Regions from separate parts of the Homo sapiens genome. Here region 1 is linked to region 2. A link is an interaction called in ENCODE POLR2A ChIA-PET data of the cell type or tissue named here. Cell type or tissue: B cell. All regions are shown on one strand. Each heading gives the region's core, and the rest is flanking DNA. Links, peaks and the distances in the headings are about the cores only. Region 1 overlaps ZNF106 (zinc finger protein 106). Region 2 overlaps SNAP23 (synaptosome associated protein 23).

Region 1 (5,379 bases), core at 244-5,243, 59 kb before region 2:
TGACAAATTAGTTGTACTTGCTCATTTTAGTTTTAATGAGCAAGTATGGCTTATATCACTCATATAAAAATGCCCCAGTCTCACTACTGGGATGCCCTTAACCCAGAGAAAAGCTTACATACTATTAGCTTCCAGTAATTCCTTGGACACATTGCAGGCAGAGCTTGGTGGCACAGCATTCACATTCTCATCTTGTTCAGGAGACATGGGCTCTTGTTTAATCTGAACTGATGAGTCTGGAGCAGGGACACTGCCATGGGTTTGGAAAGTAGGAGACGTGGTTATTTGAAGAGAGGCTCCGGTGGGTGATGGAGACACATGGGAAGATGGAGGCTCCAGAAAAAGTGGGAAAAAGGGAGTGGGCAGCAGTGCGGCATCAATGGATGTTTGAGATCTACTGTTCCTTCGTTCTCGTGTGAGGCTACAGGGAACCTGGTCTGGGTGCTCAGAAGGTTCATATGTTTCTAGAATGGGAAACATACATACATAGAAATGCAAAAATGTTATCTGAAAAGTCATTTGTGTCTGAGCTAATTTGTATTTTTAAACATTAGAAAAGAATTATAAATAAGTATATTAGTATAGTCCCTCATAATTCTCCGAAATATGGAGAATATAATCTCTACAACCACCAAGGATACAGAGAGAATAGGCATCAACATTCTTTTTTTTTTTTTTTTTTTTGAGATAGGGTCTCGCTTTGTCACCCAGGCTGCAGTGCAGTGGTGCAAACACTGCTCACTGCAGCCTTGACCTCCTGGACTCAAGCAATTCTCCTGCCTCAGCCTCCCAAGCAGCTGGGATTATAGGCACATGCCACTATGCCCAGCTATTATTGTTATTATTTTTTTGAGACAGAGTCTCACTCTGTCACCCAGGCTGGAGTGCAGTGGCGCAATCTCGGCTCACTGCAACCTCCACCTCCCGGGTCCAAGCGATTCTCCTGCCTCAGCGTCCTGAGTAGCTGGGATTACAGGAGCACGCCACCATGCCCAGCTAATTTTTGTATTTTTAGTAGAGATGGGGTTTCACCATGTTGGTCAGGCTGGAATTATTATTATTACTAATAATAATTATCAATAATTTTTGTATTTATTTGTAGAGACAGGGTTTCACCACATTGCCCAGGCTGGTCTCAAACTTCTGGGCTCAAGGAATCCACCTGCCTCAGACTCCCAAAGTGCTGGGATTACAGGCATGAGGCACTGTGCCTAGCAACATTCCAATTTTTCAAATTTTAAATGACTTATCCAAAGTTATATAGGCTACTAATGGAAGGGAGAAGATTTGAACCCAGGCCTTTTGATTCCTAATCAAAACTCTTTCCATAACATATTGTCTGTTGCTAAACATTTTTGGGATGCACAGTTTACAGACCTTTCTATAGAAGGAAGAAACTGGCCAGGCGTGGTGGTTCAGGCCTGTAATCCCAACCATTTGGGAGGTCAAGTTAGGAGGACTGCTTGAGCCCAGGAGTTTGGGACTATCCTGGGAAACACTGGGAGATTCCATCTCTATAAAAGCATTTTTTAATTTTTATAACTTTTTATAATTTTATATAACTTTTTATAACCTTTAAATTTTTACAATTTAAATCATAATTTTATAAAATTAAAAGTTAGAAATTTTAATAACCAGGCATGGTGACACACGTCTGTAGTCCCAGCTACTGGGGGGAGTGAGGTGGGAAAATTGCTTGAGCCCAGGAGGTCAAGGCTGCAGTGAGCCATGATCGTGCCACTGCGCTCCAGCCTGAGTGACAGAGCAAGACCCTGTCTCAAAAAAACAAAAAAAAAGGATGAAACCAAGGAGACAGGAGAGAAATAACATGACCTTTTCATGACTACTTTTCATCCCCTCAAAGAGAACAAAAAGGCCTGGTGCAGTGGCTCATGCCTGTAATCCCAGAACTTTGGGAGGCTGAGGCAGGCGGATCACCTGAGGTCAGGAGTTCGAGACCAGTCTGGCCAACATGGCGAACCCTGTAACCCTGTCTCTACTAAAAATACAAAAATTAGCTGGGGGTGGGGTGGGCACCTGTAATTCCAGCTAATCAAATGCTGAGGCACGAGTATCACTTGAACCTGGGAGGCAGAGGTTGCAGTGAGCAGAGATTGCACCACTGCACTCCAGCCTGGGAAATAGAGCAAGACTCTGTCTCCAAAAAAAAAAAAAAAAAAAAAAAAAAGCAGAGAAAACAAAAAAGTAACACGCTATAGAGGGCCCAATCCATCAGATGCCCTCTGAATACCTTGTAATCCCTGTAGAATCTGTATTCTATGGGTCCTCAGTGCACTCATCTCCATAGTTATCTAAAAATAAAGTATTTTATTAAGCATTTTGAAATCCAACTTGTAAGGTCCTCTAGGTCTCCCCATTTTTCTTCTATGTCCTGACCAAAAATCAGAGTGTCTTGACTGCTCTGTGACCCAGCCAGCCGCAGGTTTTCTCCAGCAGGCTTGAACCCTACCTGGGGCCTTGAAGATTCCCAGGCACTGATAAAAGTATCTAGGTTGTTGCCCAAAACACTGAAAGAAATTGGCCCTGGCCCTGAGCCAAATTCCTTAAACCCTCATATAAACTCCACATCCCGCCCCCTGGCTGTGGATATACCTAGGGAGAACACCCTTGTGGGGACTGCTGCAGCCTACTCTGTAAGTAAGCTCTCCTAATAAATGCTTTGGACTCATCACCCTGGCATTTAGTGCTTCTTTCTTTGGAATCCTAACTGTCCCCCATTAGGCACAGTCTGGGGCACTTCCCTTGTGGAAACTCCCCTGCCATTGCTTTTGGGGTGACTCCAGACATGGGTTTGGCAGCACAAAACAAGATTTCGGAGATGATCCATTTTTATTAAATCCTCCACATGCTGTTACCTGCTGCTTGAGCATAAGTAGCCTCTGAACTTCCACATAAGCTGTCTGAAGGGCTGCACGGGCTTGCAGAAGATTGTTATCCATGCACTGCAATGACTTACTAAGTTCTTCCTCCCTTAAAGAAATATTCAGCAGCTGGTCAACCTGAGAACGTTCTGCCAAAAGAAATCATAAGGTTCAGGTTAATACGAGAGATTTCCCTCTCATCACACAGCTCAGAAGACTAAACTATACCCATTATTTAGGATAAGACTTTATGTTCTCCTCAGTAGGTCATTGGAAATTCATAAAACATTTAGTCAAGCACAATGATATCAAAGCTAGGAACCAAAAGTGAGAACTGCTAAGATGGAGGTATCTCATAAGCTCCAGTGTACCATCACATCATTCTGTCTCATCTAATCACCGCCTTCTACCACCACCTTTCCAGGTGAAATCTGTCCCATGCAAACCACCTGTTCTAGGACTCGTTTCCCATTCTTCCTTTATCTACCACTGTCTTCACACAGGACTTTTGCTTAGATTGGACTCTAGACCTAGACTGCTTGCACTCTCTTTCCAATCCATATTTAGTCTGTTAGTTGACTTAAAAATTGTTTTTATTAGAGAAGACTTCCTGAAGAAAATACAGCTTTGAAATAGTACATTTAACTTAGTTTGAATAAAATGTTCTGTGTATGTATTTACCATCATTGTGTTTGTCTGTTTCCTATTCAATATGCCAGGACCTCTCCCTTAAGCTCCACACCCACATATCCAACTACTGACTATGATATTTCTAGCTAGGTTATCTCAAAGGTCCTTTAAGTCAAAGAATCCCTGAGGGAATTCATCATCTTTCTCTATTCTCAATCTGCTCCTCTCATGGAGTTTTCTAGCTCTACATATGCTCCATCTGGTTGGCCCAGCCAGAAATGTGGGTTGTCCTTGACTCCTCCCTTATCCATCACATCCACTCACTCAAGCCTCATCCAATCACTTCCAGGACTAGCCCTTATACTAGAACTGGGTTAGAGTCAAGGAAAAGCAAGAATCACAGAAATACATCAATGAGGGAGCAATGTTAATAACTTCTTTCCATAATTCACTTTAGAAAAGCAACCAAGGAAGGGAGTGTGGAGGTGGGGCAGCGGGGAAGCAACCAAGATGCCTCAAAAACTGAAAGTGAGAGAAATGGCTATACATGACCAAGAGGGCCAACACATTTCATCCCACTGAAAAGGCTCAAGGAAACTTCCTGGCTTTATATTGTCCAAGTGGTATACTAACCTTGGCTTACAAGTCTATGTGACATCATATATTTCTTCTACAGTTGTTAACTGGATGTATTAGGAAATCAAACTTTTCTTTCCTCTTAAGCAAGGCAACAAAAATGTCCAAAAAAAGTAAATGGACAATCAGTGTTTGATAAATGACAAGCTATGCTCTGTGTCAAGCTGCACAAACGCTGAACTGCTACAAGAACCTCTTGGGGCTGGGCACGGTGGCTCACATCTATAATCCTAACACTTTGGGAGGCCAAGGTGAGAGGATCACTGGAGTCCAGGAGTTTGAGTCCAGCCTGGGCAATATAGCTAGACCCTGTCTCTACAAAAAAATAAAAGAATTAATGTAGTGTCACATACCAGTAGTCCTAGCTGCTCGGGAGGCTGAGAGAAGAGGATTGCTTGAGCCCAAGAGTTGGAGGTTACCAAAAACCCGCACCCCCCAAAAAAAACCAAAAAACACCAACTTCTTTCTTCCAAAATATTCTGCACCATACCTTTTTTTCCTTTAATTTTCCTTCTTTTATTTTTTCTCTCAAGACTTGGGAGTTCAGGAGAAGATCCATCCTGGAAGGATAAAGAAAACTGAATAAAATCCAATGTGTAAAAGCCATTATCCAAGAGGAGAAAAAGGAATCAATTCTAAGATAGCCATACACTGTTCTTCACTATTGCTACCATCTCTAACATGATCGTAGAAGTCTCACGCACGTGGTACCAACGCAAACTTTAGTTGAATAAACGTATCTGATTTAAAAAAAAAGAATCCAGGGTGAAGTGCCTCCTAGCATCCTAGAGGTAGGAAAGCCCATGGAGGTCAGGGAAAGCATTTCATCTTGGTGTAGTAAGGCACAAGTAGAAGTATAGACAAAGCCAGTAAAATAAATATATCTGATTTATAACTTGGCATAGTTTCTACTTTAAATTTCAGCAAGAAAACCTTTACAACAAAAAGCTTAACAGTCCATGAGACAAGCTCTTTGTCATAGGACAATCCCTCAGCTTGAAGTGTATTTTAAGTCATCCAGTAACATCCACTACATATAGCATCTAGCTCAAAGGAGCAGAATTGCAATTTGAAGCAAGTCTAAAATTCATGACCTTAACTACTATGCTTATCACCTCAGTATTAAATGAGAGAAGCCCAGCACAGTGACACATGCTTGTAGTCCCCGCTACTTGGGAGGCTGAGGCAGGAGGACTGCTTGAGTTCAGGAGTTCCAGAGCAGTATGGACAA
Region 2 (5,379 bases), core at 214-5,213:
CAAAGTGCTGGGATTACAGGCATGAGCCACCTCACCCGGCCAGGACTGCTCTTTTTCTTTGCTGTGATAGGTAGAAACTTGAAACAGAAGGATCCAGTGCCTCTAACAATTAGAGGAAGTGGATTATGGAGCCAGGAAACAAAATGTACTGTGTTTTTTTAAATAGTAAGAGTAGAAGAAGCCCATTTGTATTCATTTAGATTCACTGACATTTTGGTTTGGGTTTCAATTTAGGTTGTATTGCTACTAAAGTATTTAAATCACTGATTCCTATGTTTTTCCAGAATTCTCTCTTCTTGTTGCTTTCTGTAAGTTCTGTAACTTAGATGTAAAGTTTGTTTAAATTTATTTTGACAGTGTTTTGGAAATTGAAATTACTTTCGATGGCCTTTCAATACTTATAAAACTCAAGCCAGGTGTGGTGGTGTGTCTGTAGTCCCAGCTACCTGGGAGGCTGAAGTAGGAGCATCAGTTGAGGTCAGGAGTTCAAGACCAACCTAGGCAGCATAGCAAAATAAATTTCAAACTTCTTGGTATAGTATACAAAGCTCTTCACAATATGTGTTCTGTCTTGAAAGCCATCCCCTGCCCTCCATACATACACACACACATTATATTCCTGCCTCACCACTGAAGCCTTACATTGTGGCTTTTTCTTCCTTTTTGATAATTTAATTTAAAATCATAATTTTTTGGACTTGATCATACTTGGATTTTGACCCACACAAATGAGAATCAGGGTGTTTGTGTTTTTTTGTTTGTTTGTTTTTTAAGACAGTCTTGCTGTGTCACCAAGGCTGGGGTGCAATGGCATGATCATAGCTCGCTGCAGCCTCAAACTGCTGAGCTCAAGTGATCCCCCTGCTTCAGCCTCCTGAGTAGCTGGGACTACAGGTGCACGCCACCAGGCCTGGCTGATTTTTTTTTTGTTGTTTAATTTTGTGTAGAGATGGGGGACTTGCTTTACTACCCAGGCTGGTCTCAAACTCCTGGCTTTAAGCAATCCTTTTGCTTTGGCCTCCTAATGTGCTGAGATTGTAAGCATGAGCCATCATGCCTGGCCAAAATCACGAGAGATATTTCATAATTATTATGAAAAGTTATAATAGTTTTATTGAGCACTGTGTGCCAGGCACTGCTCTAAATACTGTGCTTGAATTAGCTCAATCCATGTAACAACACTTAAAGTAAGCATTATTCTCATTTAATGAGGAAACTGAAGCACAGAAAAGTTAACAGTAATCAGGATTTGAAACCATTATGCCTTCAGATATTGGGCACATAACTACTATACTATGTTGTCTTTTGTATAAGCAAGAATGCCACTCTTTTCTGTTGGGGGTATCCTTTCCAGGGACGTGAGTGCTTATATTCTCTCTTTTTTTTTTTTTTTTTTTGAGACGGAGTCTCGCTCTGTCGCCTAGGCTGGAGTGCAGTGGCGCGATCTTGGCTGACTGCAAGCTCTGCCTCCCAGGTTCACGCCATTCTCCTGCCTCAGCCTCCTGAGTAGCTGGGACTACAGGCGCCCACTACCACGCCCGGCTAATTTTCTGTTTTTTAGTAGAGACGGTTTCACCTTGTTAGCCAGGATGGTCTCGATCTCCTGACCTCGTGATCCGCCTGCCTCAGCCTCCCAAAGTGCTGGGATTACAGGCATGAGCCACTGCGCCCGGCAGAGTGCTTATATTCGCTGTCTGTAGCTTCTGACTCTTAATATCGGAATATTTGAAAAACTAACCAGAAAGCATCAAAGTGGCTGGGTGTGGTGTCTCACGCCTTCTGGCATTTTGGGAGTCCAAGACAGAAGGATTGCTTGAGGCCAGGAGTTCAAGACCAGCCTGGGCAACATAGTGAGCCACCCTATATCTACCTAAATAAATAAATAAATAAATAAAGCATCTAAGTGAACTTAATCAGAGCTAAACTATGTGGATGGTTTCGGTGAATATTTCATTCAGGCAGGGTGAATCCTTGCCAATTAATCTCACCCCGTACTTGGTATCTCCCTGGCAGATACCACACTTATGCCTGCCACATTGTCTCTTCCTGGGTAGATTGCCAGCTTCTGGCTCTTGAGCCCCGTTCTTATCTTTCACATAGAACGTCCCCTTTCTGTTCACATAACCATTCTCATTGATAGGGTTAATAAAATTGATTACAATCAAACCTACATCTACCTCCCCAGTATTACTCCTGGGTCACTTAGAGTAGAATTGTGGAAGTTCCTAATTTGACAGGGACTTGAAGACCAGGCGTTGGACATCAAGCAATTAAGTTACCATAGGTGCTTCTGTAAAACTGAAGTTTAATTTTTTTTGTAATTAGAGTCAGGGTCTTGCTATGTTGCCCAGGTTACATTTAAACTCCTGGGCTCAGGTGATCCTCCTGCCTCAGCTTCCTGAGTAGCTGGGACTATAGGCCTGAAAATGTAATTTTGGTTTTCTTTTTGGTTCCTGATTTTTAGTGGGACTTTCCCATTTGTTAATATGATTTCTGTCTTGAATCTTGTGCTTCAGTGTACTTTGAAACCAAGCTGATTTTTGTTTGTTTTGTTTTTTCGTGTTGTTTTTTAAGATGGAGTCTCGCTCTGTCGCTGAGGCTGGAGTGCAGCGGTGCGATCTCGGCTAACTGCAACCTCCGCCTCCCGGGTTCAAGTGATTCTCCTGCCTTAGCCTCCTGAGTAGCTGGGATTACAGGTGCCCGCCACCACGCCTGGCTAATTTTTTTTTTTTTTTTTTTGAGATGGTGTCTCACTCCGTTGCCCAGGCTGGAGTACAGTGGCACAATCTCGACTCACTGCAACCTCTGCCTCCTGGGTTCAAGTGATTTTCCTGCCTCAGCCTCCCAAGTAGCTAGGATTACAGGCACATGCCACCACGCCCAGCTAATTTTTGTATTTTTAGTAGAGACGGGGTTTTGCCGTGTTGGCCAGGCTGGTCTCGAACCCATGACCTCAAGTGATCTGCCCTCCTCAGCCTCCCAAAGTGCTAGGATTACAGGCGTGAGCCACCATACCCGGCCTTTGGTATTTTTTAGTAGAGACGGGGTTTTTCCATGTTGGCCAGTCTGGTCTCAAACTCCTGACCTCAGGTGATCCACCCACCTTGGCCTCCCAAAGTGCTGGGATTACAAATGTGAGCCACTGCGCCTGGCCTGAAACCAAGCTGTTTAGTAGATACGATTCTGTGATGTACTTAGTATATTTGCATTTGAGTTATAGACTTTGTATGGTAAAAAGAAAAGAGTTTTTAAAAAGAGAAAAAAATATGTATGTATATTTGCATAGTTTTGGGGCCTATATATAAAAATGGTTAAAGTTGTTTGTGTAGAAGGAGATAGAAAGGAAAGCCCAGAGAGGAAGTAAAAGGAGGAAGCCATCCTTAACATAAAGGAGACCCTTGCCAGGCAAAGTGGCTCATACATGTAATCCCAGCACTTTGGGAGGCTGAGCCAGGAGCATCACTTGAGGCCAGGAGTTTGAGACCAGCCTGGGCAACATAGTGAGACCCTGCCTCTACAAAAAAAAAAATAATAATATAATAAAAGGGCCAGGTGTAGTGGTGGGCACCTGTAATCCCAGCTACTCGGGAGACTGGGGAAGGAGAATCACTTGAACCCTGGGGCAGAGGTTGCAGTGACCTAAGATTGCACCACTGCACTCCAGCCTGGGCAACAGAGCGAGACTCCGTCTCAAATAAAATAAAGTAAAATAAAATAAAATAAAAAGTGAGACTCTGTCTCAAAAAAAAAGTTGTATATAGCCTATACTTTATATCATCAACTTTAATATTCAAATTTAGCCTTGCAGATGGAACTATTAATATTTAGTAGCTATTACTTTCAGCTACATTTACATAAATGTGACTCATATTCAACATTGTTACTTTCCTTTTGTTTTGCCTACTATTTATTTCCACTTCAGTAAAAATATTAATATAATGGCTAACATTGAACACCGGCCATGTGCAAGGCATTGTACTAAGTACTTTGTGTAGATCATCTCTTTTTAATCTTCACAAAAAAAACAAAACTATAAAATAGAATGTTATCCTTGTTTTACAAATACAGAAACCGAGTTTTAGTGGTGTTAGGTAATTAACTTGGGGTCACACAACAAATACATTGTGAGGCTGGAATTTATATGCTGGAATTCCCACTCACCCACTATGCTATCCTGCTATAAACAGAAGTTTCCTCTTGCTGCGGATGCATTGGTTACCATGGACGTAGACTTCTATCAAGCCAAAGAGAATGCTGAACTTAAAAGTACAGTAATAAACCCTTTGAGTGTAACTCATTGAGGAGCTTTATTGTGATTAATTTTCAGAGAAGGAATAAGGCAGGAAACTAATTTGGTAGAATATTTTAGCTGCAAAATCCTTGTTTACCAGTATAAAAAGAATTATCTTATAAAATCATTCTTTGCAAGACCCTGTGAAATTGATGGTGATTTTTTTTTTCTTTTTTTTTCAGACAGTCTTGCTCTGTTGCCCAGGCTGGAGTGCAGTGAGTCTTGGCTCACTGCAGCCTCTGCCTCCCAGGCTCAAGCCACAGACGTGCACTACTGCACTCGGCTAATTTTTGTGTTTTCTTTTTAGTAGAGCTGGGGTTTCACCGTATTGGGCAGTCTGGTCTTGAACTACTGGCCTCAAGTGATCCGCCCACCTCTGCCTCCCACAGTGCTGGGATTACAGGCATGAGCCACCACGCCTGGCCTGATGGTGATTTAAAGTGCTCTTTCTTCATTACTTCTTGAGTAGCTCACCAGTTTTACAAATGAAGCCACATGGATCTTCCAAGGCCTTATTTAAATTCCAGGGCCTTTTTTCTGTGTATTTCTTTCCAAGAAGCTCATTTACTTTTCCTTTCTTCTTTTCTTCTCTTTTCTTTTACTTCCTTTCTGCTTGCATTTTTTTTTTTTTTTTTTGAGACGGAGTCTTGCTGTTGCCCAGGCTGAAGTACAGTGGCATGATCTCGGCTCACTGCGACCTTTGCCTCTCGGGTTCAATCAACTCTCCTGTCTCAGCCTCCTGAGTAGCTGGGATTATAGGTGTGCATCACCACGCCTGGCTAATTTTTGTATTTTTAGTAGAGACGGGGTTTCACCATGTTGGCCAGGCTGGTCTTGAACTCCTGACCTTAGGTGATCTGCCCACCTTGGCCTTCCAGAGTGCTGGGATTACAGGCGTGAGCCACCGCACCTGGCCTCTTGCTTGCTTGTTTTCTTATCTCCTCCCTTCCTCCCTCCCTCCCTTCCATTTCTTTTCCTTCTTTCTTTTCTTTTCTTTTTTTTTCTTTCTTTTTTATTTTTTTTGAGACAGAGTCTTGCTCTTGTCACTCAGGCTGGAGTGTAGTGGCATGATCTCGACTAACTGCAAC

The links. Peaks named below come from ENCODE experiments on the same cell type or tissue, not always from the same donor. Only the 100,000 strongest peaks of a DNase experiment are listed, where the experiment ranks them.
Region 1: POLR2A ChIA-PET joins it to region 2 with 6 read pairs; 7 of 35 experiments call an interaction of 5 or more read pairs at or near these places.

The regions. Positions count from the first base shown.
Region 1 is chr15:42,441,951-42,447,329 of GRCh38, forward strand. ZNF106 (zinc finger protein 106) reads right to left here. Exons shown (of 22, transcript NM_001366845.3): 7 at 4,639-4,708; 8 at 2,877-3,031; 9 at 2,252-2,312; 10 at 123-464. Among named protein-coding and RNA genes, the nearest start is that of ZNF106, 47 kb to the right of the region's middle. In B cell, for the core only: no CTCF peak of the experiment used is centred there; no DNase peak of the experiment used is centred there.
Region 2 is chr15:42,500,649-42,506,027 of GRCh38, forward strand. All of the region lies in intron 1 of SNAP23 (synaptosome associated protein 23), which reads left to right. Among named protein-coding and RNA genes, the nearest start is that of SNAP23, 7.7 kb to the left of the region's middle. In B cell, for the core only: no CTCF peak of the experiment used is centred there; DNase peaks (open chromatin) are centred at 2,453, 3,313 and 4,593; H3K4me3 peaks cover 1,021 bases; H3K27ac peaks cover 5,000 bases.